Linked DNA regions of Homo sapiens: region 2 is linked to region 1. A link is an interaction called in ENCODE POLR2A ChIA-PET data of the cell type or tissue named here. Cell type or tissue: OCI-LY7. All regions are shown on one strand. Each heading gives the region's core, and the rest is flanking DNA. Links, peaks and the distances in the headings are about the cores only.

Region 1 (16,540 bases), core at 5,450-13,449:
GGAGCGGTGTCTCACGCCTGTAATCCCAGCACTTTGGGAGGCCGAGGCGGGTGGATCACCTGAGGTCAGAAGTTTGAGACCAGCCTGGCCAACATGGCTAGACCTCGTTTCTACTAAAAATACAAAAATTAGCCGGGCATGGTGGCGTGCGCCTGTAACCCTAGCTACTTGGGAGGCTGAGGCAAGAGAATTGCTTGAACCCAGGAGGCCGAGGTTGCAGTGAGCCAAGATCGCGCCATTTCACCCCAGCCTGGGCAACAAGAGCGAAACTCCTTCTCAAAACAAAACAAAACAAAAACCACACACAAGTTTTATTAGCTGTTGGACCTTTCTTGCCCCTTTCAGCCTTTGAAGATAACAGTATAATATGTCTCAAGGAATGAACCGTAGTACATTTAGGCAACAGCATAATATCCTGGAAATAAGAAAATTAGCCTAGTATAAGCATGGAGGGTTTTGGAGTCAGCATGCTTCAATGCTGATTTCCATCTGCCCTGAGGCAGCTATGGGATCTTGGGCAGGTTGTGTAACCTGTGCTTCAGTTTTCTTCTCTGGAAAGATAATTCCTACCTCACTGGATAGTTGCCTGGATTAAATGGGGTAAAGTCTATGGAAGTATGTTGTGAACTGTAAAAATGGTATTCAACTTTGAGTTATTGTTATTTTCCCAATCTTGAAGAGTATTATAGCTTCTTTATGTTAGATTATCATAATTATTATGGGATTAGAACTCAAAGTGGAAGTAGGTTTTGCTCTGGGCTTCCAGAAAATGCTTTTCAGGCTTACAAGGCTTTCTTTACCTTGACATCTTCTTAGATGATGTCAGAAGACTTCAGCACTTCTACAGGTGCTGGTGTAGGACAGCTTACAATTTAATGGGCCTAGAATGGGTCATGGTAAGTCCTGATTTGTAAGGCCATTTTGTCCAGTATGTGCCCTTCATGCCACTAACAAAATTTGTCCTTGTTAGAGCTAGTAAATGATGGTTGGAGCAACTTTCTTTCCCTATGGGGCCTCCACTGTATTGACTCAGCGTTGTACTTCTCAGGAGGAGGCCCAGCCTCGTGATGAGGAATAGCAAGGAGAGAATTCAGCTCCAGTTCAAAAGCCTACAAAATCTGAGACTGTCATTGCTTTTATAAGGTAAGTTGATTTAGCCGTGCACAGAGCAGTGGTGGATCTGATGCTCAGCTGTACTGTAAAACAAGAGGTATGTGTTAAACCTATTTCTGACCATTTTGGAAGAAGGATATCATTTATTTTATTTTGTTTTATTTTTGAGACAGAGTCTCGCTTTGTCCCCCAGGCTGGAGTGCAGTGGCGCGATCTTGGCTTGCTGCAACCTCTGCCTCCCAGGTTCAAGCAATTCTCCTGTCTCAGCCTCCCAAGTAGCTGAGATTACAGGCGCCTGCCACCATGCCCAGCTGATTGTTTTGTATTTTTAGTAGAGACTGGGTTTCACCATGTTGGCCAGGCTGGTCTCAAACCCCTGACGTCAGGTGATCAGCCTGCCTCAGCCTCCCAAAGTGCTGGGATTACAGGCATGAGCCACTGTGCCCAGCCAGAAGGGTATCATTTTTAGTCATTGTGGAGTCTCTGTCCTGGAACCATCCCCAAGTGACTCTACCTGGAGTTAAATTGTATTTCATTATGCAGGAAATCTTGATATAATAGCATTTTACTTATCTGTAAATTACTTAAGAGACACATTGAGCTACAAGGTTTTTTGTTTTTGAGACAGTCTTGCCCTGTCGCCCAGGCTGGAGTGCAGTGGTGCAATCTTGGCTCACTGCAACCTCCACCTCCTTAGTTCAAGCAATTCCCCTGCCTCAGCCTCATGCCACCAAGCCCGGCTAATTTTTTTGTATTTTTTTTTTTTTTTTTAGATGGGAGTCTCACTCTGTTGCCCAGGTTGGAGTGCAGTGGTGGGATCTTGGCTCACTGCAACCTCTGCCTCCTGGGTTCAAGCGATTCTCCTGCCTCAGCCTCCTGAGTAGCTGGGATTACAGGTGCGCACCACCACGCCTGGCTTATTTTTGTATTTTTAGTAGAGATGGGGTTTCACCATTTTGGTCAGGCTAACCTCAAACTCCTGACCTTGTGATCTGCCTGCCTCTGCCTCCGAAAGTGCTGGGATTACAGGTGTGAGCCACCGTGCCTGGCCAATTTTTTTCTTTTTTTTTTCTGAGATGGAGTCTCACTCTGTCACCCAGGCTGGAGTACAGTGGTGCAATCTTGGCTCACTGCAACCTCCGCCTCCCGGGTTCAAGCGATTCTTCTGTCTCAGCCTCCTGAGTAGCTGGGACTACAGGCGTGCACCACCACGCCTGGCTAATTTTTTGTATTTTTAGTGAAGATGGGGTTTTACCATGTTGGCCGTGCTGGTCTCGAACTCCTGACTTTGTGATCCACCTGCTTCGGCCTCCCAAAGTGCTGGGATTACAGGAGTGAGCCACTGCGCTCAGGCGTGCCTGGCCAATTTTTTTTGTATTTTTAGTAGAGACAGGATTTCACCATCTTGGCCAGAATGGGCTCGAACTCCTGACCTCAGGCAATCTGCCTGCCTCAGCCTCCCAAAGTGATGGGATTACAGGCGTGAGCCACCAAGCCTGGCCCACTACAAAGATTTTTAAACATTACTGCATTATGGCCGGTCGTGGTGGCTGATGCCTGTAATCCCAGCACTTTGGGAGGCTGAGGCGGGCGGATCACAAGGTCAGGAGTTCGAGTCCAGCCTGGCCAACATGGTGAAACACTGTCTCTACCAAAAATACAAAAATTAGCCAGGCGTGGTGGCGGGTGCCTGTAATCCCAGCTACTAGGGAGACTGAGACAGGAGAATCATTTGAATCCGGGAGGTGGAGGTTGTAGTGAGCAGAGATCATGCCATTGCACTCCAGCCTGGGCAACAAGAGCAACACTCTGTCTCAAAACAAAACACCATTACTGACTGCATTACAAGGAAGACCGCTTTCTTTTGGATCTCTATGAAATGTTCTAGAGCTCTGTAAATTCTGTCTCTAAAAGATCCTGTCTTGATTCTCATAGTATCGTTTTTTTAGATTAGTACAGGAAAAAGAATGGTACATGAGCCTAAATTGACATATTGGGCTAGAGGTTTAGGGACTTTTAAAAAGCAAAACTGGCCGGGCACGGTGGCTCATGCCTGTAATCCCAGCACTTTGGGAGGCCGAGGCAGGCAGATCATGAGGCCAAGAGATCGAGACCATCCTGGCCAACATGATGAAAGCCCATCTCTACTAAAAATCCAAAAAAATTTAGCCGTGCATGGTGGCGTGTGCCTGTAGTCCCAGCTACTTGGAAGGCTGAGACAGGAGAATAGCTTGAACCCGGGAGGTGGAGGTTGCAGTAAGCTGATATTACGCCATTGCCCTCCAACCTGGTGACAGAGCGAGACTCTGTCTCAAAAAAAAAAAAAAAAAAAAAAAAGCAAAATCAAGAGTCTATTTGCAAGCAAATTAACTTACAAATTTTTTTTTTAGAGGCAGGGTCTCACTGTGTTGCCTAGGCTGGTCTTGAACTCCTGGCCTCAAGCGATCCTTCACCTGGGCGTCCCAAAGTGCTGGGACTACAGGCATGAGCCACCCCACCTAGCCATTAAATTTTGCTTTTTTTTTTTAAATTTTTTTGAGACAGAGTTTCGCTCTTGTTGCCCAGCCTGCAGTGCAGTGGCGCAATCTCATCTCACTGGAACGTCCACCTCCTGGGTTCAAGTGATTCTCCTGCCTCAGCCTCCCACGTAGTTGGGATTACAGGCATGCACCACCACGTCCGGCTAATTTTGTATTTTTAGTAGAGACGGGGTTTCTGCATGTTGGTCAGGCTGGTCTCAAACTCCCGACCTCAGGTGATCTGCTTGCCTCGGCCTCCCAAAATGCTGGGATTACAGGCATGAGCCACTGCACCCGCCTTACTTTTTGTTTTTTTTTTTTAAGAGAGACAGGGTCTTGCTTTGTCACCCAGACTGGAGTGCAGTGGCGTGATCACAGCTCACTGTAAACCTCAAAATCCTGGGCGAAGTGATCCTCCTGCCTCAGCCTCCTGAGTAGCTAAGACTGCAAGCATGTACCACCACACCTGGCTAATTCTGAAAATTTTTTTTAGAGATGCGGTCTCACTATGTTGCCCAGGCTGGTCTTGAACTCCTGGTCTCAAGTGCTCCTCTCATCTCAGCCTCCCAAAGCGCTGGGATTACAGGTGTGAACCACTGTGCCTAGCCAGTTTACCATTTCGTAGCAATAGAGTATTGTTTCTTTTTTTTTTTTCTTAAATTTATTTTTTATTTTTATTTTTTTGAGATGGAGTCTCGCTCTGTTGCCCAGGCTGGAGTGCAGAGGTGTGATCTTGGCTCACTGCAACCTCCGCTTCTCGGGTTCAAGCGATTCTCCTGCCTCAGTCCCCTGAGTAGCTGGGATTACAGGCATGCGCCACCACAGCTGGCTAATTTTTGTATTTTTACTGGGGGCGAGGTTTCCTCATGTTGGCCAGGCTGGTCTCGAACTTCTGACCTCAGGGTGATCCGCCCACCTCAGCCTCCCAAAGTGCTGGGATTACAGGCATGAGCCACTGCAACCAGCCGAGTTTTGTTTTTTGTTTTTGTTTTTTTTGAGACAGAGTCTCACTCTTGTTGCCCAGGCTGGAGTGCAATGGTGCGATCTCGGCTCACTGCAACCTCTGCTTCCCGGATTCAAGCGATTCTCCTGCCCCAGCCTCCCGAGTAGCTGAGATTACAGGCGCCTGCCACCGTGCCTGGCTAATTTTTTGTATTTTTTTAGTAGAGACGGGGTCATGTTGGTCAGGGAGTATTGTTTTTTAAGTAATATTCACTTAAAATGTTTTAGATTTTATAATATTCTGGTTTTCTTTTAAATTAGAATGTCAAATTACACACTTTTTATTTTCATTTGGATAGAAGGTGTCTATGGAATGTAACTTCTTTTTTTTTTTTTTTTTTTTTTTTTGAGACGGAGTCTCACTCTGTCGCCCAGGCTGGAGTGCAGTGGCACAATCTTGGCTCACTGCAAGCTCTGCCTCCTGGGTTCACGCCATTCTCCTGCCTCAGCCTCCTGAGTAGCTGGGACTACAGGCCCGCACAACCATGCCTGGCTCATTTTTTTGTATTTTTTTAGTAGAGACGGGGTTTCACCGTGTTAGCAAGGATGGTCTCGATCTCCTGACCTCGTGATCCGCCCACCTCGGCCTCCCAAAGTGCTGGGATTACAGGCGTGAGCCACCGCGCCTGGCCGGAATGTAACTTCTTAAAGTAAATGTTATCATTGTTGATATTGTATTGAAGTTTTCTCTGTGATATACCATATCCTATGGGCTGAAATTTCCAGCATCCCTTGGGGAGTGGAGGCCATCAGGGCAGACCTGCTATGGACCTGAAAGATTCCGCCCCAGGTCAGCCCTCCACTCCCCACCTCCCCACAATTTGAGAATGAGAGGGAACAGGAGTCAGGAGCCGGAGTGTTGGCCCCAGTAGACTCCAATCAATGTTGGACATGATTCTGATTGGCTAAACACTGTGTAGATGTTTTTAAACAAAGTCCATTTAAGGTTACTGCACTAATCAAGGAGTACTGGATTATAAAAACATCTATAAATCTGAGTTTGAGTATTTTTTAAAACAAAATTGTTAAACCAGATGTGTTGCTTTTTTTTCTTGTCATCTCTAAGTATAGTCCTCAGTTAAATATACTAATAAGCAAAATGCACCAAAACTTTTGGCTAATAGTTGTGCTTTAACTTAATATTTGTTATTTCATAGAGACTGCTATGAAAAGCTTTTTATTCTGAATCACTGTACAGTTATTCTTTGATCCTGTCAGTCAAATCTCATTTTTAGGGTCTTGACTAGGTTTTATGAAAGCCCAGTAAGGCAGTTTGCCCATAAGGCAGTCATCAGTCCTGTTTCCTGATGCCACATGACAGAAGGGGTCCATGTAGAATTTCGTTTCTTCCTGGAAGTCCCAAGGAAACCTGCAAGTATTATGATAACTAGGAAGGAAACCTGCAAGTATTATGATGAACTGGGAAGGAAACCTGTAAGTATTATGATGAACTAGATAGAACTACATGTCTCTCATGATGAAATGCATCTCCCTCTGTTTAACAGGATATGGGGAGTTTTAGGACAGGGAAGAAAGTGCTCAATTAGAAAGAAGCAAAGACAATTACTCTAGAGTGGAGCTGGCCTTCCAGTCCTCAAGACTGGGGAGCAGCAGTTGGGGCTCATTAGTGAAGAGTTTCATTTTTTTCATTTTCTGAACAGTGCTCTCCATGTTACTGAAGTCTTCTTTGTGGGTTGCTGGACCAGGAATATTAACCATTGCCTCTTGGCCCTCCTTGTTCTCAGGATTCCAGCTTTCCCTCCTGGCCAGAAATGTTCAGCCTGGACTCATTCAGAAAAGGTAAGACTGCAACTGTGCTTGTGACCTCATGCCCTTCCTTATTGGGATGGGCAGCTCTGAGGGCTGTGAAAGTCTCTCCCCAGTATGTAGTTCTTGCACATTTCTTTGGGTGGTTTTCCAAAGGCCTTTCCTATAGCCTTCCTTTTGCATGGTGCTTAGAATCTGTGCCAACCCTTGCCATGGCCTTTGCCATGCTTCCTCCCAGTGCCCCCTTCTGCGTACTCCCTGCTTATTAAAATCCTTTTTTTTTTTTCTGAGATGGAGCCTCACTTCTGTCGCCCAGGCTGGAGTGCAGTGGCACGATCTCGGCTCAGTGCAATCTCCTCCTCCTGGGTTGAAGCAATTCTCCTGCCTCAGCCTCCGTAGTAGCTGGGATTACAGGAACCAGCTGCCAAGCTCGGCTAATTCTTTTTTTTTTTTTTAGTTGAGACGGGGTTTCACCATGTTGGCCAGGCTGGTCTCAAACTGTTGACCTCAAGTGATCCACCCACCTCGGCCTCCCAAAGTGCTGGGATTACAGGTGTGAGCCACCGTGGCTGGCCTCTAAAATCCTATTTTTCTAGGCTAGTATTTTATACCATCTCCTTCATGAACCTTTCCTAATTCTGTTGACCAAATGCAATCTTTCTCCAATCTTCCTCGGTACCATACCTGTTCGTTCTCATGGTTAGTCTATTCTGAATTAATCATTTTGTCACTAGATTGGAAGCTCCCTGTAGCCAGGGCCTGTTGTGTGCTTTTACGATGCATAGCACCTGGCCAGCATTTCGCACATAGTAGGCCTCAGTAAACACTGGTGGAAGTTGGATTGAGTCTGTATTAGGCTGTTCTTGCATTGGTATAAAAAAATACCTGAGACTGGGTAATTTATAAGAAAAGAGGTTTAATTGGCTCACATTTCTGCAGGGTGTATAGGAAACATGGTGCTGGCATCTGTTTGGCTTCTGGGGAGGACTCAGGGAGCTTTCACTCAGGGGCAGAAGGTGAAGCGGGAGCAGGCGTGTCACGTGGCAAAAATCAGGATCCAGAGAGAGAGAGTTGGGGAGGTGCCACACAATTTAAACAAGATTGGCTGGGCATGATGGCTCACGCCTGTAATCCCAGCACTTTGGGAGGCCAAGGTGGACGGATTGCCTGAGCTCAGGAGTTCCAGACCAGCCTGGACAACACAGTGAAACCCCATCTCTACTAAAATACAAAAAATTATCCAGGCGTGGCAGTCTGCGCCTATAGTCCCAGCTACTTGGGAGGCTGAGGCAGGAGAATAGCTTTAACCCGGGAGGCAGAGGTTGCAGTGAGCCGAGATTACACCACTGCACTCCAGCCTGGGCAACAGAGCAAGACTCAGTCTCAAAAAAAAAAAAAAAAAAGGCCATGTGTGGTGGTGGGCACCTGTAATCCCAGCTACTTGGGAGGCTGAGGCAGGAGAATCGCTTGAACCTGGGAGACGGGTTGCAGTGAGCTGAGATCGTGCCATTGCACTCCAGCCTGGGCAACAAGAGTGAGATGCCATCTCAAAAATAAATAAATAAATAAATAAAATAAACAACAGGATCTCATGAGAGGCTGGGCGCAGTGGCTCACACCTGTAATCCCAGCACTTTGGGAGGCCAAAGTGGGCGGATCACTTGAGGTCAGGCATTTGAGACCAGCCTGGCCAACATGATGAGACCCGTCTCTACTAAAAATACAGAAAATTAGCTAGGCGTGGTGGTGTGCACCTGTATTCCCAGCTACTTGGGAGGCTAAGGCACGAGAATTGCTTGAACCCAGGAGGTGCAGGTTGTAGTGAGTCAAGATTGTGCCACTGCACTCCAGCCTGGGCGACAGGGCAAGAATCCATCTCAAAAAAAAAAAAAAGATTTCATGAGAATTTACTCACTATCACAAGGATAGTAGCAAGCCATGAGGGATCCATTCTGTGACCCTTCAACAGCAGAGATTACATTTCCTTTTTTTTTTTTTTTGAGACGGAGTCTCACTCTGTTGTTGCCCAGGCTGGAGTGCAGTGGCACGAGCTTGGCTCACTGCAACCTCTGCCTCCCGGGTTCAAGCAATTCTCCTGCCTCAGCCTCCCGAGTAGCTGGGACTACAGGCGTGTGCCACCACACCCGGGTAATTCTTGTATTTTTAGTAGAGATGGGATTTCGCCATATTGGCCAGGCTGGTCTGTAACTCCTGAGCTCAAGTGATTTCGCCCATCTCGGCCTCCCAAAGTGTTGGGATTACAGGCGTGAGCCACCAGCAGGAGATTACATTTCAACATGAGATTTGGGTAGGGACAAATATCCACACTATATCAAAGTCATTCTTTCGTTAGTGATCATAGAAACTCTGGCAAGTCTTGCCGGGCGCGGTGGCTCACGCCTGTAATCCCAGCACTTTGGGAGGCCGAGGCAGGCGGATCACGAGGTCAGGAGATTGAGACCATCCTGGCCAATATGGTGAAACCCCGTCTCTACTAAAAATACAAAATAAAAAATTAGCCGGGTGCGGTGGTGGGTGCCTATAGTCCCAGCTACTCGGGAGGCTGAGGCAGGAGAATGGTGTGAACCCAGGGGGCGGAGCTTGCAGTGAGCCGAGATCGCGCCACTGTCTGGCCTGGGCGAAACAGCGAGACTCCATCTCAAAAAACAAAAAGAAATTCTGGCAAGTCTTGAAATTAGTGCTCTACAGCACACTGAGTGAGGGGGTTGCATAGGCAATGGCAGAATTGAGCCTTGACAGGGCTATAGGGTAGAGTTCACAATGTGTTTATAGGAGGTAAAGTAGCCTGTGGGGACTTTAGGGGCCAGATCCTGAGAGCTTTGTATTTCTTAGAACATGACTTTTTTTCTTCAAGAGACTGAAGAGTAAAGGGCCTGTAGCCCGTGTTGAAGCTGATTCTGAGGCTTCTGTCTGAGGATATTTTACAAATAAATAAGAACCATAACAGAACGTCTATAACTGCTGATTAAATAGGTCTTCCTGATTGTGTCTTCTCTCTCTCTAAGTTGTGTTCCTCGAGGCCTGGGAAACCCCTGGCCAAGTGGTGCCCTGTGTAACCCATTGAATGGGGCCAGAAGGAGGGCTGGACGTACTAGGGCTCAGAGAGCAGCATGTCCCTGCCTCCTTGTGTATCTCCAGCCACTCCATCTGTTTTCATATTGTTTGAAAAAATTTATTTCTGTCATCCTGGGCTTTTTTTTTTTTTTTTTTTTTGGCCAGCTGTATGTAAGAAGGAAAAAACTGAACTTGAGATTAGTGTGGGCAGCACATTTTTTTTTTTTAGCTAAAATTAGCACTTTGTGTTTACTTACTAACCAGTGGGCTTTATTGTCTACCCACTTGTAAAAGGTCGATGAAAGCAGGTTTTCTCATGGTGAGTGTCTCTGAATTAATAGTACTGATTTTGTAAAGAGATGGAAAGCCCAATAAAAATCACGATCCTCAGCTGAGCGCGGTGGCTCAGGCCTGTAATCCCAGCACTTTGGGAGGCTAAGGTGGGTGGACTACTTGACATCAGGAGTTCGAGACCAGCCTGGCCAACATGGTGAAACCCCGTCTCTACTAAAAAAAAATAAAAATAAAAATAAAAATCAGCCGGGCATGGTAATCCCAGCTACTTGGGAGGCTGAGGCAGCAAATCGCTTGAACCCAGGAGGCAGAGGTGGCAGTGAGCTGAGATCACACCACTGCACTCTAGCCTGGGTGACAGAGCGAGACTCTGTCTCAAAACAAAAAAAAAAAAAAAAAAAGAAAAAAAAATTTTTTTTTCCTGTCTGAGCGCCGTGTCTCATGCTTGTAATCCCAGCACTTTGGGAGGCTAAGACAAAAAGATTGTTTGAGCCAGGAGTTTGAGAGCAGCCTGGACAGCATTGGGAGACCCTGTCTCTCTGTATTTTTAGCAAGCTCCACCTCCCAGATTCATGCCATTTTTCTGCCTCAGCCTCCCGAGTAGCTGGGACTACAGGCGCCAGCCACCACGCCTGGCTAATTTTTTGTATTTTTAGTGGAGATGGGGTTTCACCATGTTAGCCAGGATGGCCTCAGTCTCCTGACCTCATGATCCACCCGCCTTGGCCTCCTAAAGTGTTGGGATTACAGGTGTGAACCACCACGCCCGGCCGTTTTTTGTTAGTTAGTTTTGTTTTGTTTTGTTCTGTATTTTTTTAAGAAATAAAATAATTAAAAAAATAATTTTTTTTTTTTTGGTGGAAACAGGGTCTTCCTATGTTTCCCAGGCTGTTCTCAAACTCCTGGCTTCATGTAATCCTCCTGCCTTGGCCTCCCAAAGTGTTGGGACTACAGGTGTGAGCCACTGTGCTTGGCTTGAGTTTTCCTTTTACATGTTTCTTTGCTCTTCATCATCAAATTATGAGTTCCTAGGGTGTCATGAACCTTGAGAGGAAATGTAAGTTGATGTGAAGCTTGAGGTTCCCGAGTTTCATTGACTGGGGCTTGAATCTGGCTTTCCCTAATACTAGCAAGGTGTTAACTTACCTGATCTTGTTTCCTACCTGCTATCTTCAGGACTACAGTGAAGATATTAGAGCTGAAATATAGGAAAAGCACCTGGCTATGGTCGGTGCTCAACCCTTACTCTTGGGCATGGTATGCCCTTGATAAATACTGGAGAGCTATAGCCTTGCCTCAGCATGCAGTGTGCTGTGAGGTTGCATGATTGAGCACCTGCTGTGTAGGAGACACTAGGGTGAAGAGAGCTCTGTTTCAGAGATGCTTCTTGGTACTCTGGAGCTTATAGCCTCAATAGGATGGGCCATTTGATGGTTCTGATGGAAACAGCTATAGCAATTCCATGCAGCATTGTGGATGGTGGCCCACTGGGTCTTGTGGCTAGCTACCATCTTTCTCATTATGTAATTTAACAAAGCTGTTGGTAAGAATGCCCATGTTCCTGGTAAGTTACTTGTTACTGCCCTTGCGAGCATCTTAACTTAGCTGTCTGATTTCTTACCTGTAATGCCATCGGACTCAGGCTACAAAGAGCAAGCTGAACAATAAAAAAGAGCAAAAAAAAAAAAAAAAAAAAAAAAAAAAGAGCAAGCTGAGTCTTTCACAGCCAGCACAAAACTTTGAAAAACACTGGATCAATAGCAAGAATGTGCATTTTCTCTCCAGGTACATGGTCAGAAGTGGGCTCAGTGAAGTTATGGGATTGTAACAACTCTCTCCCAATTGCTGAAAATGCTTAATGAGATAATAACTAATCATTGAATCATTTATTCTTTTTTTTTTTTTTTCAATCCAGCATCCCTGGATGTGAATGAGGACCCTCCTTAAACAGGAATGGAGAGGTTGAGCTGGTCATTTCCAACCTTAGCTTCAAGGCAGAACTGGAATTAGTTTCAAAATAAACCTTGATCCTAGGCATTTAGTTCTAGAAGATCCTACAAGCACGTCTGCTGTAACTCTATGTATGTTTTCTGTAAAATCACATACCTATAAAATAAAAAGAAAAAAATCACACATCTATAATATTATAAGAGAGCTTATGGGAAAAATAGAATTGGGCCAATGCAACTGCAACTTTTTGACCAAAATATGACAAAAAACAATTATTGGTGCTTGGGAAGATGCTTTGGACTACCTAGACAGGCAGCTCAGGGTGATGTGATGCTGCAAATGTACAAAGAGCCGTCTTCTTTTTTTTTTTTTTTTTTTTAAGACGGAGTCTTGTTCTGTGGCCAGGCTGGAGTGCAATGGCGCGATCTCGGCTCACTGCATCCTCCGCCTCCCGGGTTCAAGTCATTCTCGTGCCTCAGCCTCCTGAGTAGCTGGGACTACAGGCACACGCCACCATGCCCTGCCAATTTTTGTATTTTTAGTAGAGACGGGGTTTCACCATGTTGGCCAGGATGGTCTCGATCTCTTGACCTTGTGATCCGCTGGCCTCAGCCTCCCAAAGTGCTGGGATTATAGGCGTGAGCCACCGCGCCGGGCTACAAAGAGCCTTCTAATGTGAGCAGAGCTGGCAGTTACCGAGGAAGCCCAGGTGGAGGTGGAGTTCTGAAACAGCCACTGTGGTGAAGGAGTGTGTGCAGCTGGGACTGTGGGGGAGGAGGGTTGGAGTGCAGGACTTGCTTCTCCCCTAACATTTTGTTGTGAAAAATTTCAAAAATACTGAAACATTGAAGAAATTGTATAGTGAACACCTTTGTATCTACCACCTTGATTCTCTATAGGTATAGGCACTCAATTTTAATAAAAAAAAAAATAGCTGAAAGGGCTTTTTCTTTCCTGCTGAAGATTATAATTCTACTCCTGCTTTTTCAGCTCCTTTGCTTTCAGAATTTTTTGAAACAAGAGTCTTGTTTTACTGATATCTTTCTCCTCTTTACCAATTGTATATGAGTCAATTTGCATTCCACAAATGAACATCTTTGTAGAACAGGTGGTTTCTCAAGCTTCAGGTGTGTGTGGCCATCTCTGCTCCCCTTCTACCCCATTTACTGTACTGAAACCAGAGGGGCAAAGAGAGCAAAGAGTGCATGCATTTCTCCCAGCCCCAAGACTAGTGACTCTCTGAATGTCACCATTTAGGTGGTTTAAAAGGACCTTAAGCCTTCCTTACCCATATATTTCCACCTTCCTTACCCATGTATTTCCACCTTCCCGTGGAAGACTCAGTGCCTTAATTTTCGTTCATGTACCTCAAGTTGTTGGGACTTCTTAGAAATGTACTTTCTGGTTACTAATAAGTAGCATTTAGCCCCCAAATGAATGGAAGTATTTGGAATGGCAGGTTGTTCTCTTTTAGAAAGAGGGAGAAGGCTGGTAAGTGTGCGTCTGGTTTTAGCTCTCAAGCTGGACCCACATAGTCCAGTCGTCCCTCTCTTACCCAGCTCTTGGAGGGAAAGAATGATTTGAGATTTGGTGGCTGAGGTAGCCATCTGGGGAACGCATAGCAAAGGCGTAGGTAGCTACCATAAGAAGCAGACACGTGGTGCTTTTGAGTTGATGTAGTACCAAGGCTTTCAGCTTTCTCCTGTTGTCCTGTCACATCCTCACAACTTAAGACTAAGAGAAGTATATAGGATGGGTGTTAACCTCATAGGGGGTAGCTAAGGGAACAGGAAGAGTTTGAGGGCTCTCTCTAAGGCTGTCACATATCACATCATATGAGACGCTTGCCTTCTTCCTGTGTGGCGTTGTTAGTGCTGTTCCTCAGAACCTGTGGCTGCTCCCAGCACTGTCCAGCAGCCCTGTTGCCCAGAGCTCCTCACGGATGCTCTGAGTGAGTCAGTTCAGGGGTCTGTGACTGTGAGGGGTGAGAACATGTCGCCCTGATGCCCTCTCTCTTTCCCCAGATCGGGCCCAGCACAGGCAGCGTCAGTGCAAACTTCCCCCACCCCGCCTTCCACCCATGTGTGTCAACCCTACCCCAGGAGGGACCATCTCTCGAGGTAAGGGAGGAGCCTTGCCTCCAGCAACAGCTTGGTCCAGGGTCTGTGGGGAGGTGGGTGGCAATGGGAGCCCTGGTGCCAGGGCCACAGCCCTCCAGAAAGTGAGTGAGGAAGGGTGGGATTAGCAGAGCTATTGGAGCCCTGAGGGAGAAATTACTTGGAAAAGTCTGGATTTTTTCATGATCCCTTGACTCATGGCCTGGACCCTGCAGTCTTCTTGGGCCTCCTTGTGTGGCCTGGACTAAAGCCTAGGCTCAGTTTGGGTGGTTCTCTCAGCACCCGCATGGAGAATCCGCAGGGCTTGGGGCCTCGAGGCTCCTAGAAGTCCCTGATCAGGTGGCTCAGAGAGCAGGGTGCTTGTAGCAGGGCTGGAACAGATAGCCCTGACTCAACCCTAGTGCTTTCCATCTTGGAGGCTTTGGGAATACACACAGATCACTTTCCTGTCTCCCATGTGGCACCTCAAAGCACTTTACTGACATTAAAATGTGCCTCTCAGTCCACTTGGCAAGGTAGGCTGTCCTTTTGATTGGGGAGAATGTTAGAGCACCAGGTAAGTGGCAGCTTACCTCAGGCCCTATCAGTACCCAGGGATGGCGCCAGGGATAGGACCCAGGGAAGCATCGCTGCACATGAGCGCCTCCTCTTCTCCCTCAGACTTATTAATATACCTTTTCCAGGCCTGCTAAGGCCAGTGCTCCTGGAAGCCTTTTTGTCCTAATAGCTGCTCTTTTCTGCCCCATAGGCTGCCTGTTCACACCCCTCTGCCTAGCAGAAGGAGCCCTGTTTTAGGTCATAGGGTCATTGTCTCATCTAGAGACAGCATGTCTACTCTAGGGTCTGTCTGTAAAGTGCTTTGAAGGTCAAGAGCTCAGGAGGAGTGTGGGGAACACAGAGCACCTCAGTTTCTGCAGCCCATGCTGCTGCTGCGTCCCAGGCAGTTTTCACACTCCTGCTGCTGCGGCCCTGACTACTGACAGCAGGATAGAAATGAGTACTTCTAGCCCCCTGACCATTTGACTTAGGTTTTAAAGAAATGCCACCCCCCTACCGTTACCAAAACAAGAGTTGATTGCCCTTTTTTTTTTCTTTCTTAAAATGCCCTGTAACTCGAAAAGGCTGAACGTTAACATTTCCAACATGGCAGGTGAGTGGCTCTGAGAGTGTCAGATGTGCTTTGGCTAAGCTTGAAGACGGTTAGTCGGGGTTAACCAGGCAGTTGGCTAGGCAGTGCCTTCTTGAGCACACGCGGAGGAGAACACTGATCGCAGGATGGGCAGTTGCTGCCTCTGGGGCAGCCCCACAAGTGCTGTGCTCTCTTCCCCAGAGGAGTGCAGACCCCTGAGCCTGGTGGTCTCTCCTCACAGCTGCGCCTCCAGGAGGCATCCGTGGGTGTGTGCATTTTGCCTTCTCTCTCTCAGCTAGAAGCAACAGCCCCTCTTGGCCTGCGGATAGCGATCAGGCCTCTCCCCTGTGCTTTCTAGCTCCCTAGAGGCTTCACTGGTGCTCCTGCCCTTAAGGAGATGTGTTGCAGCAACAGTCTCTCTGGTGTTTATATAAGGAAAACAGTGCACCGAAAATGGTGGCCATTTATATTGATCACAGTACTCAGCAGAATCAGATTTGGAACTGAAAAAAAATGATCACCTCCCTACCTCCTTGACCCCCCTTCCTCCACTGCCAATGTCTTCCCAAGGCTTCCTTCCAGGGTAAAGGGTGAGTACATCAAGAAACTCACCTCTGGCTGTCCCCTGTCACTCGGCCCCACCTACTCAGATTTGAGACACAGCACCATGGGATGACACTTCTGGCAGGATCTTGGGGGCCACAAAACTGATCTTTCCTGTCCATTGCCTCAAATAGATGTGTGCCCTCTTCTTGATGTGGTGGTTTACGTCAAGAGACTTGTGGCTGGCCGGGCATGGTGGCTTACGCCTGTAATCCCAGCATTTTGGGAGGCCAAGGTGGGTGGATCATCTGAGGCCAGGAGTTTGAGACCAGCCTGGCCAACATGGTGAAACCCCATCTCTACTAAACATACAAAAAATTAGCTGGGTGTGGTGGTGCATGCCTGTAATCCCAGCTACTTGGGAGGCTGAGGCAGGAGAATTGCTTGAACGCAGGAGGCGGGGGTTGCAGTGAGCTGAGATCGCACCACTACACTATAGCCTGGGCAACAGAGCGAGACTCCATCTCAAAAAAAAAAAAGAGACCTGCGGCTTATGTGGAAGGGGAAGCCATGAGGACGGATGACCTGGTAGGGCAGTCGGGTGCCCACCTGGCTCCTGTAGCTCCTCTTACCCGTCTCCTTGCCAGCCAAGTGGATCCTTTCTTGCCATTTTGACCACGTGTAATATATGTATATATGGTTGGGTAAGTTGCCAAAATATAGGCTGAGACTCCTGGTTTCTTTAGGTGTTGGTGGTCCCTTCCACTGTCCCTGCGGAAGTTCTCTGCTCTGCCCCAAAGCCTGAACTATCTTGGACTTCCTCTTGTTGCCTTTTTCTGGGGCCTCCAAAGTATAGGTTCCTAAAGCATTCTCCCGTGTATTCAGCAGATCCTTTACGCCTTAATTCTGTGCTGCTAGATGTAGTTGTTTAGCACATGTAGTACCAGATGTCATCCCCGATCCAGAAGTGGATAGAGAGATTGCTGAGCCAGTAAATGCTTTCTTTTTTCAGAACTTCCCTCCTTTTTCAC
Region 2 (16,540 bases), core at 7,511-15,510, 320 kb before region 1:
GATGCACAAGGCCACGCAGAAGATGGAGCTGTTACTCAAATCAGTCTCCCCAAAGGCTTAGAGGTCAGGGTTTTTCAAGGATAGTTTGGTAGGCAGGGTGCTAGGGAATGGGAAATGTTGATTGGTTGGGGATGCAATCATAGGAGGAGTCCTCAAGCGCTGAGTCAGCCTCTGGGTGGAGTCAGCAGAAATGCAAAAGTCTGAAAAGAAACACCTCAAGGCCGGGCGCGGTGGCTCACGCCTGTAATCCCAGCACTTTGGGAGGCTGAGGCAGGTGGATCACGAGATCAGGAGATCGAGACCTTCCTAGCTAACACGGTGAAACCCCGCCTCTACTAAATATACAAAAAATTAGCCGGGTGTGGTGGCGGGCACCTGTAGTCCCAGCTACTCTGGGGGCTGAGGCAGGAGAATAGCATGAACCCAGGAGGCGGAGCTTGCAGTGAGCCGAGATCATGCCGCTGCACTCTAGCCTGGGCAACAGAACGAGACTCTGTCTCAAAAAAAAAAAAAAAAAAAAAAGAAAGAAAGAAAGAAAGAAAGAAAAGAAACATCTCAAAAGGCAAGTCTTAGGTTCTACAATAGTGATGTTATCTATAGGAGTAACTGAGGAAGTTACAAATCTTGTGACTTCCAGAGCAATGACTGGTTATCATTTAACTACACCTACACCTTAGCAGAATTCAGGCCCCTCCTATAAAAATCCTAGACTTGTGGCTTTTCATTAGTTTTACAAAGGCGGTTTAGTTTTGGAGAGGGCTAATGTCATCCTTGCTTTAAGGTTGAACTATAAATTCCTCCCAAAGTTACCTTCGCCTATCCCCAGGTTGGAGGTTAGAAGCAAGATAGAGCTGGGCACGGTGGTTCACTCCTGTAATCCCAGCATTTTGGGAGGCCGAGGCAGGCAGATCACCTGAGCAGGAGTTCGAGACCAGCCTGACCAACATGGAGAAACCCTGTCTCTACTAAAAATACAAAATTAGCCAGGTGTGGTGGCGCATGCCTGTAATCCCAGCTACTCAGGAGACTGAGGCAGGAGAATAGCTTGAACCTGGGAGGCAGAAGTTGTGGTGAGCCGAGATCGTGCCATTGCACTCCAGCCTGGGCAACAAGAGCAACACGCTGAGAGAAAAAAAAGAAAAAGAAAAGGAAGCAACATGGAGTCAACCATGTCAGGTTTTTCTTACTGCCATAATTTTGCAAAGGTGATTTCGTATCAATCCTTTATTTTAAGAGATAGGGTATTGCTCTATGGTCCAGGCTGGAATGCGGTGGCACAATCACAGCTCACTGCAGCCTTGACCTCCTGGGCTCAAGCAAGCTTCCCAAGTAGCTGGGACCACAGGTGGGTATGACCACTCCCAGCTAAATTTCAGAGTTTTTTAAATAGAGATGAGGGTCTCTCTGTTGCCCAGGCTGGTCTTGAACTCTTGGCCTCAGGCAACTCTCCCATCTTGGCCTCCACAAGTGCTAGGATTATAGGTGTGAGCCACCATACCCAGCCCCTATCTTATTTTTGATGCACTTCCAGTTAAGTTGCAGAAACCTGATTTTAGTTTTTATATATAGTAAATCAAATGGAACAGTTCCATTTAGCCCTAACTAGGTAGAGCTCAACTTTACTTCAGATTGTTCCCCATAAGAAAGGTGAATTCAGGCCGGGCACGATGGCTCATGCCTGTAATCCCAGCACTTTGGGAGGCCAAGGCAGGCGGATCACGAGGTCAGGAGATTGAGACCATGCTGGCTAACATGGTGAAACCCCGTCTCTACTAAAGAAAATACAAAAAATTAGCCAGGCGTGGTGGCGGGCGCCTGTAGTCCCAGCTACTGGGGAGGCTGAGGCAGAAGAATGGCGTGAACCTGGGAGGCAGAGCTTGCAGTGAGCCAAGATTGCGCCACTGCACTCCAGCCTGGGAGAAAGAGCGAGACTCCGTCTCGAAAAAAAAAAAAAAAAGAAAGGTGAATTTGAATTCAGGCCAGGCATGGTGGCTCACGCCTGTAATCCCAGCACTTCGGGAGGCCAAGGCGGGCGGATCACTTAAGGTCAGGAGTTCGAGACCAGCCTCCCAACATGGTGAAACCCCATCTCTACTAAAAATACATAAATGAGCCAGGCATGGTGATGCATGCCTGTAATCCCAGCTACTTGGGAGGCTGAGGGATGAGAATCCCTTGAACCTGGGAGACGGAGGTTGCAATGATCTGAGATCACGACACTGCACTCCAGCCTGGGCAACAGAGTGAGACTCTGTTGTTGTAACCGAGTGAGTTATAGAGAAACACCACACTTTGAGATGAATTGAGGAGTCCTTTATTAGCCAGTGACCGAGAGACGGCTAGCACTCAAAATTCTCTCAGCCCCAAAGAAGGGTCTAGATTTTCTTTTATACTTTGGTTTGGCAAGGGGAAGGGAAATCGAGTTGAAGCAATCTCACAGAAGTAAAAACAGGCAAAAAAAGTTAAAAAGACAAATGGTTACAGGAAAACAGTTCCAGGTGCAGGGGCTTTAAATTCATCACAAGGTGATAGGTGCGTGGGCTCTGGGTGCTATCTACAGGACACAAATGCGGGGGCTTAGGATACTATCACCTGAGCGAATTTCTGGGAACTGTGGACAGAGCTTGCCACAGTACCTTATCAGTTAATTGCACTTTTTGATGTGCTGGGAGTCAGCTTGCACAAGTTAAGTCCTTGAGGAAGGGGGTGGGTAAGGAGCCCTTGATGTCTTGCAAATGAAGGAGCCAAATGGAGTCTGTCCGGCTTTCTCAGCTAAGGAAGAGTCTATTCATATTAAAACAAGGTAAGGTATCACACTGTCTCAAAAAAAAAAAAAAAAAAAAAAAAGAAAGGTAAATTCAAAAACTTTAAAAACTAAATGTGGCATGGAAATCAAGAAATGATAACAATTTCTAATACTTGAGCTTCTACCCTGGGCCAATTCTCAAACCTGATCTCAATTAATCCTCAGAACAATCTTGAAATATAGAGGCTAAGTTTATTTTACAAATGTAGAAAATTTCTCTGCAGAGAGGAGATGATGTGTCCAAGGTCACTCTGAGAACTGAACAGAGGGCCGCCTTCTGGGACCCAAGACTCCAGGTTCCAGCCCACTGCCCAGCTGCCTCACCCTGTCATGAGCACAATAAAGGAGTTTCATGATTATGTGGATGTGTCTTTGCAATCACTCACACTGAGGATCATGCTTATCATGAATTAGCCATTAGTGATAGCAGCTGGCAACATCTTAAAGTGGAAAGAGCTGCTTCAGGGCCAGACTCCTTTTATTCAAATCCTGGCTCTGACACAAGCAGTACCTCTGTGGCTGGGAGAATTAACTTCACCTCAGGGAACCTCGAATTAGGAGTCAGGTTCCAAGATGCAAACAACACCAACAGCTGTGGGTTTTGAAAACAATAAAATTGGAGGGTGAACACATGTAAAATGCCTACACTGAAATAAACGGTAGCTTTTTTTTTTTTTTTTGAGATGGAGTCTCGCTCTGTCGCCCAGGCTGAAGTGCAGTGGAGTAATCTCAGCTCACTGCAAGCTCCGCCTCCCGGGTTCACACCATTCTCCTGCCTCAGCCTCCCGAGTAGCTGGGACTACAGGCGCCCACCACCATGCCCAGCTAATTTTTTGTATTTTTAGTAGAGACGGGTTTTCACCATGTTAGCCAGGATGGTCTCGATCTCCTGACCTCGTGATCCGCCTGCCTTGGCCTCCCAAAGTGCTGGGATTACAGGCGTGAGCCACCGCGCCCAGCTTTTTTTTTTTTTTGAGATAGAGTCTCACTCTGTCGCCCAGGCTGGAGTGCAGTGGCGCGATCTCAGCTCATTGCAACCTCCACCTCCTGGATTCAAGTAAGTCTCCTGCCTCAGCCTCCTGAGTAGCTGGGACTGCAGGCACGCGCCACCACAGCCAGCTAATTTTTGTATTTTTAGTAGAGACAGGGTTTCACCATGTTGGCCAGGATGGATGGTCTCAATCTCTTGACCTCGTGATCCGCCCACCTTGGCTTTCCAAAATGCTGGGATTACAGGCATAAGCCACCGCACCTGGCCCCAATGGTAGCTTCAATAACCATGATACAATCATTTAAAAATATTTAAAATGTCAAAGTTGAATGAATACATTTATTCAATGTCTTTATTACCTATCAAATTCCTACCATGTGTCAGAGACCAGGAATACAATAAGTTAATTTCCTGTACTAAAGAAGTTAACTGTCTTAGTGTTGAACCTTTAAACAAAACCTTATAGGAAATATAAGGTTTATTACAGAGGTCATAATAGCCCATAATAATAACCAATTATTGATTGTTGGGTTCTTGCCAGAAGCAGGTTTTACAATATATTTATCTCAAATAATCCTTGTGATGACCTTTAGAGGCAGGTAAGATAAACCCCTTCTTTTTTATTTTTATTTTTTTGAGACGGAGTCTCGCTCTGCTGCCCAGGCTGGAGAGCAGTGGCAGGAACTCAGCTCACTGCAAGCTCCGCCTCCCAGGTTCAAGCGATCCTCCTGCTTCAGCCGCCCCCGGTAGCTGGGATTACAGGCACACGCCACCATGCCTGGTTAATTTTTGTTTTTTGTTTTCTCAGTAGAGACGGGGTTCCGCCATGTTGGCCAGGCTGGTCTCTAACTCCTGACCTCAGGTGATCCACCCGCCTCGGCCTCCCAAAGTGCTGGGACTATAGGCATGAGCCACCGCGCCTGGCCGATAAACCCCATTTTAAGTTGTAAAAACCATTGCATCCAGAGCTCTGACAACTTCTCTGAGGTTCCACAGTTGCTGTGTTGCAGAGGCATCATCACATGTTGATCCACCTATCCCCAAAGCCCCTGGACTTCTGCCACTGAGCTTCCAAATGCTATGAGGAAAAGGGAATTGGAAACCAAAGACCAGGAATCATGAAGAAGGTGCTGATGTGATTTTGGGTAGGGCCTTATAGGGTAAGAGCTTGTCAGGCAATAAGAACAACAGCAGTCAGCCAGGCGTGGTGGCTCATGCCTGTAATCCTAGCACTTTGTGAGGCCGAGGTGGGCAGATCACCTGAGGTCAGGAGTTCGAGACCAGCCTGGCCAACATGGAAACCCCATCTCTACTAAAAATACAAAAATTAGCTGGGCGTGGTGGTGCACGCCTGTGGTCTCAGCTACTCGGGAGGCTGAGGCAGGAGAATTGCTTGAACCCAGGAGGCAGAGGCTGCAGTGAGCCGAGATCATGCCACTGCACTCCAGCCTGGGTGACAGAGCAAGACTCAGTCTCAAAAAATAATAATAATAATTAATAAAAAGAACAGCAGCAGTGGCTAATCCTTAAACCAGTTACCAGGCCTACTTTATATGTCATTGCTTACTTATCCTAACAACCCCAATAAAACCCATGAAATGGGCACTCTTTTCTCCCCATTTTTTTTTTTTTTTTTTTTGAGACGGAGTCTCGCTCTGTCGCCCAGGCTGGAGTGCAGTGGCGTAATCTCGGCTCACTGCAAGCCCCGCCTCCCGGGTTCACGCCATTGTCCTGCCTCACCCTCCAGAGTAGCTGGGACTACAGACGCCCGCCACCATGCCGGGCTAATTTTTTGTATTTTTAGTAGAGACGGGTTTTCACCGTGTTAGCCAGGATGGTCTCGATCTTCTGATCTCGTGATCCGCCCGCCTTGGCCTCCCAGTGTTGGGATTACAGGTGTGAGCCACCACGGCCAGCTTGTCTCCCGATTTTATAACTAAAACAAACTGGGGCCTAGAAATGTCCAATCGCGGCCAGGCGAGGTGGATCACGCTTGTAATCCCAACACTTTGAGACGCCAAGGTGGTCAGATCATGAGGTCAGGAGATCGAGACCATCCTGGCTAACAAGGTGAAACCCCGTCTTTACTAAAAATACAAAAATTAGCCGGGTGTGGTGGCGGGCACCTGTAGTCCCAGCTACTCGGGAGGCTGAGGCAGGAGAATGGCGTGAACCCGGGAGGTGGAGCTTGCAGTGAGCCGAGATCGCACCACTGCACTCCAGCCTGGCCAACAGAGCTAGACTCCATCTCAAAAAAAAAAAAAGAAGAAAAGAAAAGAAACCCCTTCTCTACTGAGAATACCAAAAATTAGCTGGGCGTGGTGGCGGGTGCCTGTAGTCCCAGCTACTCAGGAGGCTGAGGCAGAAGAGTGGCGTGAACACAGGAGGCGGAGCTTGCAGTGAGCCGAGATCGCGCCACTGCACTCCAGCCTGGGCGACAGAGCGAGACTCTGTCTCAAAAAAAAAAAAAAAAAAAAAAGAAAGAAATAAGAAATGTCCAATCACTTGAGTAAGATCACTATAGTCAGTTATTTCGTTGTTGTCTTCTCTGTAAGCTGATCAATCATACACATGCACCCCTTGCCCAATGTCCAGTGGCTGTAGAGCCTCCTGGCTGGATGAGTGCACCTCCCCTCTCCATTGTCAGCCTTGGCCAATAAAGCGTGAGTGAACACGACCTACACCAAGTCTAGCAGAAGCTTTAAGAGCCACTGCTTGTGTGAATGTGCCTCTTGTTCTTCCCCTTAGCCAGGAGAACATAGTCCTGTGTTGGAACTGTTCCTTCAGACCAGGTGCCAGGATGAGAAGCCATGTGGAGCAGAACTGCAGCACATTACCCATGGTCCCCTATATGTAATGTGAGTGAGGAATGTGCTGTCCGTTTTAAGCCAACTGGGATTTGAGGGCTGTTTGTTACTACAGGAGAGCTGTAAGTGGTTACGAGTCAGGATCGTAACCTCAATAGATGTAAACACCATAAAATTCACCCATTGTCCAGTGTATATTTCAGTGACTTTCAGTAAATGTATGGTGAAACTATCATCACAATCTTCTTTTAGAACATTTTCATCACCCCCTTTCCATTCTCACTCCCAGCCTCAGGCAACTACCAATTTATCATCTATCTCTATAGATTTGCCTTTTCTGGACATTTCATATACATGGAATCATACTATATATATATAATATACACACACACACACTATATATATATATACACACTATATATACATATATACACATATATATATATACACATATATACATATATATATATATACACATATATACATATATATATATATACACACATATATACATATATATATATATATATTGCTCTATCGCCCAGGCTGGAGTGCAGTGGCACAATCTTGCCTCACTGTAAACCTCCGCCTCCTGGGTTCAAGCAATTTGTCCTGCCTTAGCCTCCCGGGTAGCTGGGATTACAGGAGCCCACCAACACACCCGGCTAAGTTTTGTATTTTTAGTAGAGATGAGAGTTTACCATGTTGGCCAGGCTGGTCTCGAACTCCTGACCTCAAGTGATATGCCTGCCTCAGCCTCCTGAAGTGCTGGGATTACAGGTGTGAGCCACTGCGCCTGGCCTATCTTTTGTATCTGGCTTAATGGTTTTTGGTCTCACTATGTTGCCCAGGGTGGAGTACAGTGGCTATTCACAAGACATGATCACAGCACATTACAGCATTGAACTCCTGGGCTCAAGTGATCCTCCTGCCTCAGTCTCCTGAGTAGCTGAGACTACCGGTATGTGCCCGACTAGCATACTGCTTTTGAGGTTCACCCATGTTGCAGAATGTATCAGTACTTTAATTCCTTTTTTTACTGCTAACATTCCACTGCACAGATAGACTACATGATGATTTTTATCATCAGTTGATGGACATTTGGATTTTTTCCACTTTTCAGCTATTATAATAAACACAGCTGTGAATATTCCCATGCAAGTTATTCCATGAAAGGGCCATATATGCGAAATGACCCCCAAATGCAGAAGGAGCTGAGAAACCAAAGAACAAGGCAGACAAATCCAGTTTATCAGCAGAGGGCAATTTATTAGGGAACTTATGGACACAAGCATGGTCTTGGTCAGCAACAAGTCAGGTAGATCTCCACACCATTATTCCCCAGACCCGGGACTTATATACCACAGGAAAAAGGGTATGTGCACTATAGAGACAATGAAAGGCAACCCTCTAGAACAGGCCAGAATGAGTTGCGTGATAACATCAAGGTTGCTTTGACCTAAAGGTAGGATATATTGTGAGTACATATTCTTACATTAAAGACAGTAAATAAACAAGGAATCAGGAGGCATTCACAGGACTGCGGTTAATCTGAGGTCAACATGGCAAATTAGCATCCAAGATGGAGTCACTTTTGTCACCACACAAGAGTTTGTGTAGAACTTTGTTTTCATTTCTTTTGGGTAGATAGCTATGAATTGAATGGGTTGAGTCATATAGTATTTATTTATTCATTTATTTATTTATTTATTTTGAGACAGGGTCTTCTCTGTCACATACTGGAAGTGCAGTGACGCGATGTCAGCTCACAGCAACTTCCACCTCCTGGGTTCAAGCAATTCTCGTGCCTTAGCCTCCTGAGTAGCTGGGATTACAGGCGTGTACCACCACGCCCAGCTAATTTTCTGTATTTTTAGTAGAGATGGGGTTTCACCATGCTGGCCAGGCTGGTCTCAAACTCCTGGGCTCAAGTGATTCACCTACCTCGGCCTCCCAGTGCTGGGATTACAGGCTTGAGTCACTGCACCCAGCCTAGGTTTAACATTTTAAGAAACTGCCAAACTATTTTCCAAAGTGACTGCCCCATTTTACATTCCCACTAGCAATGTATGATATGAGGGTTCCTATTTCCTCACATCCTTGTCAGCACTTGTTACTGTCAGTCTTTTTGATATAGCCATTTTAGTGGCTATGTAGTAGTATCTCATGGTGGTTTTTTTTTTTTGAGATGGTGTCTCGCTCTGTCACCCAGGCTGGAGTGCAGTGGCGCGATCTTGGCTCACTGCAACCTCCGCCTCCTGGGTTCAAGCGATTCTTCTGCCTCAGCCTCCCGAATAGCTGGGACTACAGGCTGGGACCACCAAGCCTGTCTAATTTTTGTATTTTTAGTAGAGATAGAGTTTCATCATATTGGCCAGGCTGGTATCGAACTCCTGATCTTGTGATCTGCCCGCCTCGGCCTCCCAAAGTGCTGGGATTACAGGCACACGCCACTGTGCCCAGCCCTCACTGTGGTTTTAATTTGTACTTCCCTAATAATGTTGAGCACTTATATACGCATGTTAGCCATTCCGATGTCTGCTTTGATGTCTATTCCAATATTCCGCCTTTTTTTTTTTTTTTAAAGAGACAGGGTCTCAGCCAAGCACGGTGACTCATGCCTGTAATCCCAACACTTTGGGAGGCCAAGGCAGGTGGATCATTTGAGGCCGGGAGTTCGAGACCAGCCTGGCCAACATGGTGAAATCCCATCTCTACTAAAAATACGAAAATTAGCTGGGCATGGTGGTGCATGCCTGTAGTCCCAGCTACGTGGCAGGCTGAGGCAGGAGACCTGCTTGAACCTGGGGGGCAGAGCTTGCAGTGAGCTGAGATTGTGCTGCACTTCAGCATGGGTGACAAAGCAAGACTGTCTCAAAAAAATAGGACAGCATCTCACTGCATCACCCAGGCTGGAGTGCAGTAGTGCAATAATTGCTCACTGACTGTTGCCTTAACTTCCTGGGTGCAAGCAATCCTCCCACTTTAGCCTCCTGAGTAGCTTGGACTATAGCCATGCACCACCACACCCAGGTATTTTTTTTTTTTTTTTGAGACGGAGTCTTGCTCTGTTGCCCAGGCTGGAGTGTAGTGGCGCAATATCAGCTCACTGCAAGCTCTGCCTCCTGGGTTCATGCCATTCTCCTGCCTCGGCCTCCTGAGTAGCTGGGACTACAGGCGCCCGCCACCGAGCCCGGCCAATTTTTTTTGTATTTTTTAGTAGAGATGGGGTTTCACCTTGTTAGCCAGGATGGTCTCGATCTCCTGACCTCGTGGTCTGCCTGCCTCGGCCTCCCAAAGTGTTGGGATTACAGGCGTGAGCCACTGCGCCTGGCCACACACAGGTATTTTTTTTTAAATTTTTTGTAGAGACATGATTTCACTATGTTGTCCATGCTGGTCTTGACCTCCTGGCCTCAAGGAATTCTCCTGCCTCGACCTCCCAAAGTGCTATGATTACAGGCATGAGCCACCATGCCCAGCTTGCTGCCCATTTTTTAACTGGATTATGTGTCTTCTTCTTCTTCTTTTTTTTGACATGGAGTCTCACTCTGTCACCTAGGCTGGAGTGCAATGGCGTGATCTCGGCTCACTGCAACCTCCACCTCCTGGGTTCAAGTGATTCTCCTGCCTCAGCCTCCCAAGTAGCTGGGATTATAGGTGCGCACCACCACACCCAGCTAATTTTTGTATTTTTAGTAGAGATGGGGTTTTACCATGTTGATCAGGCTGGTCTTGAACTCCTAACCTAGTGATCCACCCGTCTCAGCCTCCCAAAGTGCTGGGATTACAGAAATGAGCCACTGTGCCCGGCAAGTGTCTTCTTTCTTTTATTCTTTCTTCCCCCTGCCCTCCTCTTCCCCCCCTCCCCCCACCCCTTTCTTTCTTTCTTTCTGTTTTTGAGACAGAGTCTCGCTCTGTTGCCCAGGCTAGAGTGCAGTGGCAGTCTCGGCTCACAGCAACCTGCATCTCCTGGGTTCAAGCAATTCCCCTGCCTCAGCCTCCTGAGTAGCTGGGACTATAGGCGTGTGCCACCATGCCCTAACTTTTGTATTTTTAGTAGAGACGGGGTTTCACTATGTTGGCCAGGCTCGTCTCAAGCTTGTGACCTTGTGATCCACCCATCTTGGCCTCTCAAAGTGCTGGGATTATAGGCGTGAGCCACCACATCCAGCAAGTGTCTTCTTCTTATTCAGTTGTTAAGAGTTCCTTCCATATTCTGGATACAAGTCTCTTATTATAAATATGAACGCAAAATTTTTTTCAGGAAAACAAGTAGAATGAATAACTATTTCAGAAAAGGACTATTAAAACTGATATCACGAAGTGACCGGAAATAAAGACCAATAATAAAGAAAAAAATTTTAGATACTCTCCAAAAATGTTATTTTCTTGGCTGGGCGCGGTGGCTCACGCCTGTAATCCCAGCACTTTGGGAGGCCAAGGCGGGCGGATCACGAGGTCAGGAGATCGAGACCATCCTGGCTAACACAGTGAAACCCCGTCTCTACTAAAAATACAAAAAATTAGCCAGGCGTGGTGGCGGGCGCCTGTAGTCCCAGCTACTCGGGAGGCTGAGGCAGGAGAATGGCATGAACCCGGGAGGCAGAGCCTGCAGTGAGCCGAGATCGCACCACTGCACTCAAGCCTGGGTGACAGAGCGACACTGTCAGAAAGAAAAGAAAGAGAAGAGAAGAGAAGAGAAGAGAAGAGAAGAGAAGAGAAGAGAAGAGAAGAGAAAAGAAAGGTGGGGGGAGGGGAGAGAAAAAGAAAAGTTACTTTCTTTTTTTTTTTTTTTTTGAGTGGCTGAGATGACAGGCATGCACTACCACACCTAGATAATTCGTGTATTTTTAGTAGAGACAGGGTTTTGCCATGTTGATGAGGCTGGTCTTGAACTCCTGGCCTCACGTGATCCACCTGTCTTACCCTCCCAAAGTGCTGGGATTACAGTCATGAGCCACTGCACCTGGCCTACAAATTTTAAATGAGTTGAAATGTTATCCATATTTTAAAAATTATTTTACACTAGAAAGCACAGAATAGCAACTTCATTCCAGTGAGAAAGAAAAACATATTTTTGAGTCCTGAAGAATTAAGACACCATCAGAGATGAAACAGGAACATTACAAGGTCTTGTTCAAATAGCACTGCCCCCATAAATTCTTCCCCAATTTTCTGTGCCCGCAACAAAAAAGAAAAAAAAAATTAGGGGGAAATAATTGTTCTTTCCTATGAACATCAGCCTCATGTTAGTAGAATATTTTTATGGCCCATATCACACCTTATGATCCTGTTTTTCTACCCCTGTATTAGTCCATTCCCACACTGCTATAAAGAAATACCTGAGGCTGGGTAATTTATAAAGAAAAGAGGTTGAATTTGCTCACAGTTCTGCAGGCTGTATAGGAAGCATGGCAGCATCTGCTTCTGGGGAGGCCTCAAGGGAGCTTTCACTCGTGGTGGAAGGCAAAGCAGGAGCAGGTGTCGTATATGGCAGGAGCAGGACCAAGATGGGGTCTGGGGTGGCGGTGGGTAAGTGCTACACACTTTTAAACAAAAGATCTCATGAGAACTCAGGACAGTACCAAGAGGGAAATCCACCCCTGTGATCCAATCAGCTCTCAGCAGGCCCCATCTCCAACAGTGGGAATTAATTTCCACATGAGATTTGGGCAGGGACACAGACCCAAACTATATCAACCTCTCATTAGGCTACAGCAGTCTTTAGGATTGTTTTGGTTTTTGGTTTCAGGGTTTTTGTTTGTTTGTTTGTTTGTTTTTTTGAGATGGAGTCTAGCTCTGTCGCCCAGGCTGGAGTGCAGTGGTGTGATCTCGGCTCACTGCAAGCTCCACCTCAGCATCCCGAGTAGCTGGGACTACAGGCGCCTGCAAGCACTCCTGGCTAATTTTTTGTATTTTTAGTAGAGACGAGGTTTCATCATGTTAGCCAGAATGGTCTTGATCTCCTGACCTCGTGATTTGCCTGCCTCGGCCCCCCGAAGTGCTGGGATTACAGGCGTAAGCCACCACGCCCGGCCGGTTTTGGGTTTTTTTTGAGACAGTTTCGCTCTGCCATTCAGCTTCGAGTGCAGTGGCTTGATCATAGCTCACTGCAGGCTTGAACTCCTGAGCTCAAACAGTCCTCCCACCATAGCCTTCCGAGTGGCTGGGACCACACCACCATGCCCAGCTTTTTGTTGTTGTTGTTCAAGACAGGGTCTTGCTATTTTGCCCAGGCTGGCCTCCAAACTCCTGGCCTCAAGCAATCCTCCCACCTCAGCATCCCAAAGCGCTGAGGTTACAGGTATGAGCTACCATGCCCAGCCTTTAGGATTGTTTTTATCTTTATAACCCTTTTTATAAAACAGATCTTCTGGCTGGGCACGGTGGCTCACACCTGTAATCCCAGCACTTTGGGAGGCCGAGGCAGGCGAATCACGAGGTCAGCAGATCAAGACCATCCTGGCTAACATGGTGAAACCCCGTCTCTACTAAAAATACAAAAACTTAGCTGGGCGTGGTGGCAGGCACCTGTAGTCCCAGCTACTCGGGAGGCTGAAGTAGAAGAATCGCTTGAACCCGGGAGGTGGAGGTTGCAGTGAGCCAAGATTGCGCCACTGCACTCCAGCCTGGGCAACAGGGCAAGACTCTGTCTCAAAATAAATAAATAAATAAAAATAAAATCCTGGACTCAAGTGATCTGCCTGCCTCAGCCTCCCAAAGTGCTGGGATTACAGGCATGAGCCACCATGCCCGACCAACACCAGGTTTTAATTGATAAGTAAGCAAGGATAAGGAACAGATTCTGTACACACGGAAAAATACAGAGAAAATTATATGCTAGTGATTAAAGAAATGTCCATTTCACACTAGAATCATTTTTATGGACCATATCACACCTTATGATCCTGTTTTTCTACCCCTGTATTAGTCCATTCTCACACAACCACCACTATTAAATTAATTAAAAATAAGTTAAACCCAAAGTTGACAGAGCAAAATCTCTGCATCATTGTCAACTGGCTCCATCATTCTGAAGAACAACCTGATAATGTGCCAGGGCCAGTTTCTGCTGTAATTCAATAATTCCATTAGAGGGTATGGACTAAAATGTCATCACCCCTCACTTCTCACAGGCCCCTGTGCTGGTTTATTTATAGCACTTATTGTGGTCTAAGTTAAATATGTCCTTTGTCGATTCTGTTGATTGCCTGTCTTCTCTTCCAGAACGTAAGTTCTATGAGCTCTGCCAGTGACCTGGTTTGTCAGGTTCTAAACAAACAAGTACTTATCCCCACCCGCAATAGGTAGAGTATATAAAATTTATAACAGCATAATTGATAACTGTAAAAACCAGAATCTACATGCCCAGAGGATAACTAAACAAACTAGAATATAATGATAGCATAAAATGCTGAATAGCTTTTTTTTTTGAGACTGAGTTTTGCTCTTGTTGCCCAGGCTAGAGCACAATGGTGCATTCTCGGCTCACTGCAACCTCCGCCTCCTGGGTTCAAGTGATTCTCCTGCCTCAGCCTCCCAAGTAGCTGGGATTACAGGTGCCCACCACCACGCCCAGCTAATTTTTGTATTTTTAGTAGAGATAGGGTTTCACCATATTGGCCAGGCTGCTCTTGAACTCCTGACCTCAGGTGATCCACCCGCCTTGGCTTCCCAAAGTACTGGGATTACAGGCGTGAGCCACTGTGCCCCGCCCTCAATAGCTATTAAACATAAAATATTTAAGGGGAGGCTGAGACGGGAGGATCTCTTGAGCCCAGGAGTTCAAGACTACCCTGGGCAGCAAAGTGACACCCCGTTTCTACAAAAAAATTAAAAACAGCCAGGCATGGTGGTGGGCACCTGTAGTACCAGCTACTCAGAATGCTGAGGTAGGGGAGGATCACTTGGAATTCACGTGAACTAAGAAGTGCCACACTGCACTCCAGCCTAGGCAACAGAGAGAACCTGTCTCAAAAAAAATAGTGAAAACATCTATAAACTAAGTGAAGAAACATGATAGCAACATTTATGTCATGTAAAAAATGGTGCCTTGCCCATTCAAAATCGTAGCTCAAACGAAGTTTGCATAAATAATGAAGTCTTAGTCAAAGAATCATTAGATTCTTTAATAACTACTTTCTCTTAATTGCACTCATAACTTTCAAATATTCTATCAGGTCTACAGTATTTTGAGAATAAAAGCAGCTTACTGTTTCAGACGGATAACATACACAATGGTATGATTTGAAGAGAAGTGTGATAAATTTTTCCTAAAGACTAAAAATCCAAAAAGTTAAAATTAAACAACAGATATGAGCTGGGCGTGGTGACACGCACCTGTAATCCCAGCTACTTGGGAGACTGAAGTGGGAAGAGCCCTTGAGCCCAGAGAGTCGAGGCTGCAGTGAGCTATAACCACACCACTGCAGTCCAGCCTGAGCAACAGAGAGAGACCATGTCTCAAAACAAAGAAAAGAGGCTGGGCATGGTGACTCATGCCTGTAATCCCAGCACTTTGGGAGGCCAAGGCAGGCAGATCACCTGAGGTCAGGAGTTCAAGACGAGCCTAGCCAATATGGCAAAACCCCATCTCTACTAAAAATACAAAAATTAGCTGGGCACAGTGGCACGTGCCTGTAATCCCAGCTACTTGGGAGGGTGAGGCAGGAGAATAGCTTGAACCCGGGAGGCGGAGGTTGTGGTGAGCCAAGATCATGCCACCACTGCACTCCAGCCTGGGTGACAAAGCAAGACTCCATCTCAAAAAAAAAAAAAAAAAAAAAAAAAAAAAGGCCAGGCATGGTGGCTCACATGCCTGTAATCCTAGCACTTTGGGAGGCCAAGGCAGGCGGATCATGAGGTCAGGAGATCAAGACCATCCTGGCTAGCACGGTGAAACCCCGTCTCTACTAAAAATACAAAAAATTAGCCGGGCATGGTGGCAGGTGCCTGTAGTCCCAGCTACTTAGGAGGCTGAGGCAGGAGAATGGCATGAACCCGGGAGGCGGAGCTTGCAGTGAGCCGAGATCGGGCCACTGCACTCCAGCCTGGGTGACAGAGCAAGACTGTCTCAAAAAAAGAAAAGAAAAGAAAAGAAAATAACAGCTATGTAAGTTCCTTAGTATACAGCAAAATAGTATTATTTTTTCATTTTCTTTAAGATAAAATTCATTGTAATATAATTTATATACCAAAAAAGCAGCCATTTTAAGAGAATACACCTGGTGTCTACTCTGAGGTGACCTCAACTGAGGGGCTGAGTGGGACTAGTTGTCATCTACAGGATGCGGGGCAAGAGCCCACCTCCTGCAGTCTTCACAGGTGAGGGAGGCACCAGCAACTCGCCAAGGCCTGATCCGCCTGGCAGCAAGAACATCCCTTACCCCTCTCACCAAGACCATACACACCTGCGCCTACACAGGGCCTCATGTGGCCAAGGCCCTGGTGCCAGGCCCTTGATGGCTAGGATTTGTTGGCATAAAGGCAAGGCACCACAGAAACTGGAGAAGCCAAAGGTCCCCACCTTTGGGTGGGGAGCTGGCCTCTGGGTTCCATGACTGTCAGTCAGCAAGTGTGGACTGTGGAGTGAGGCACAGTTACTTACAGCCTGCTGTGCAGCCTGTGTGCTTCCAAACCTCTCTAGGTCTGTTTCCTCGCTGAACTCATAGGGAAAGGGAAAGTACCTTTCCAGGATGGAAATTGAACAAGACAACCCACAGGAAGCTCCAGTGTGGAAACTTACTTTATTCCAGCCATGATTATCCTAGTTGTCACCTTGCACACCTGCCATCCGGTGCCATCTCCTGGCTGGCACATCTATACCCACTCTGGCTCTGAAAGGCTTGTCAACCAAAAATGGGCAGCTGGGGCTAAGGCATATTTAAACAAAGGCTCCAAAGGACCCCTTTCACTTGGGTCTAGCATCCAGCC

Evidence for each region. Peaks named below come from ENCODE experiments on the same cell type or tissue, not always from the same donor. Only the 100,000 strongest peaks of a DNase experiment are listed, where the experiment ranks them.
Region 2: POLR2A ChIA-PET joins it to region 1 with 10 read pairs; 7 of 35 experiments call an interaction of 5 or more read pairs at or near these places.

Annotation. Positions count from the first base shown.
Region 1 is chr3:47,804,278-47,820,817 of GRCh38, forward strand. DHX30 (DExH-box helicase 30) reads left to right here. Exons shown (of 22, transcript NM_138615.3): 2 at 1,049-1,143; 3 at 6,380-6,434; 4 at 13,745-13,840. The coding sequence starts at 6,407. Among named protein-coding and RNA genes, the nearest start is that of DHX30, 9.4 kb to the left of the region's middle. RefSeq lists a silencer at 459-655 and an enhancer at 13,305-13,805. In OCI-LY7, for the core only: no CTCF peak of the experiment used is centred there; no DNase peak of the experiment used is centred there.
Region 2 is chr3:47,479,306-47,495,845 of GRCh38, forward strand. It overlaps ELP6 (elongator acetyltransferase complex subunit 6), which reads right to left. Exons shown (of 7, transcript NM_001031703.3): 7 at 16,335-16,540. LOC105377073 (a long non-coding RNA gene) reads left to right here. Exons shown (of 3, transcript XR_940821.3): 3 at 3,031-3,165. Among named protein-coding and RNA genes, the nearest start is that of SCAP, 12 kb to the left of the region's middle. RefSeq lists enhancers at 8,908-9,409, 9,410-9,909. In OCI-LY7, for the core only: no CTCF peak of the experiment used is centred there; DNase peaks (open chromatin) are centred at 12,086, 12,646 and 13,796; H3K4me3 peaks cover 1,014 bases; H3K27ac peaks cover 2,574 bases.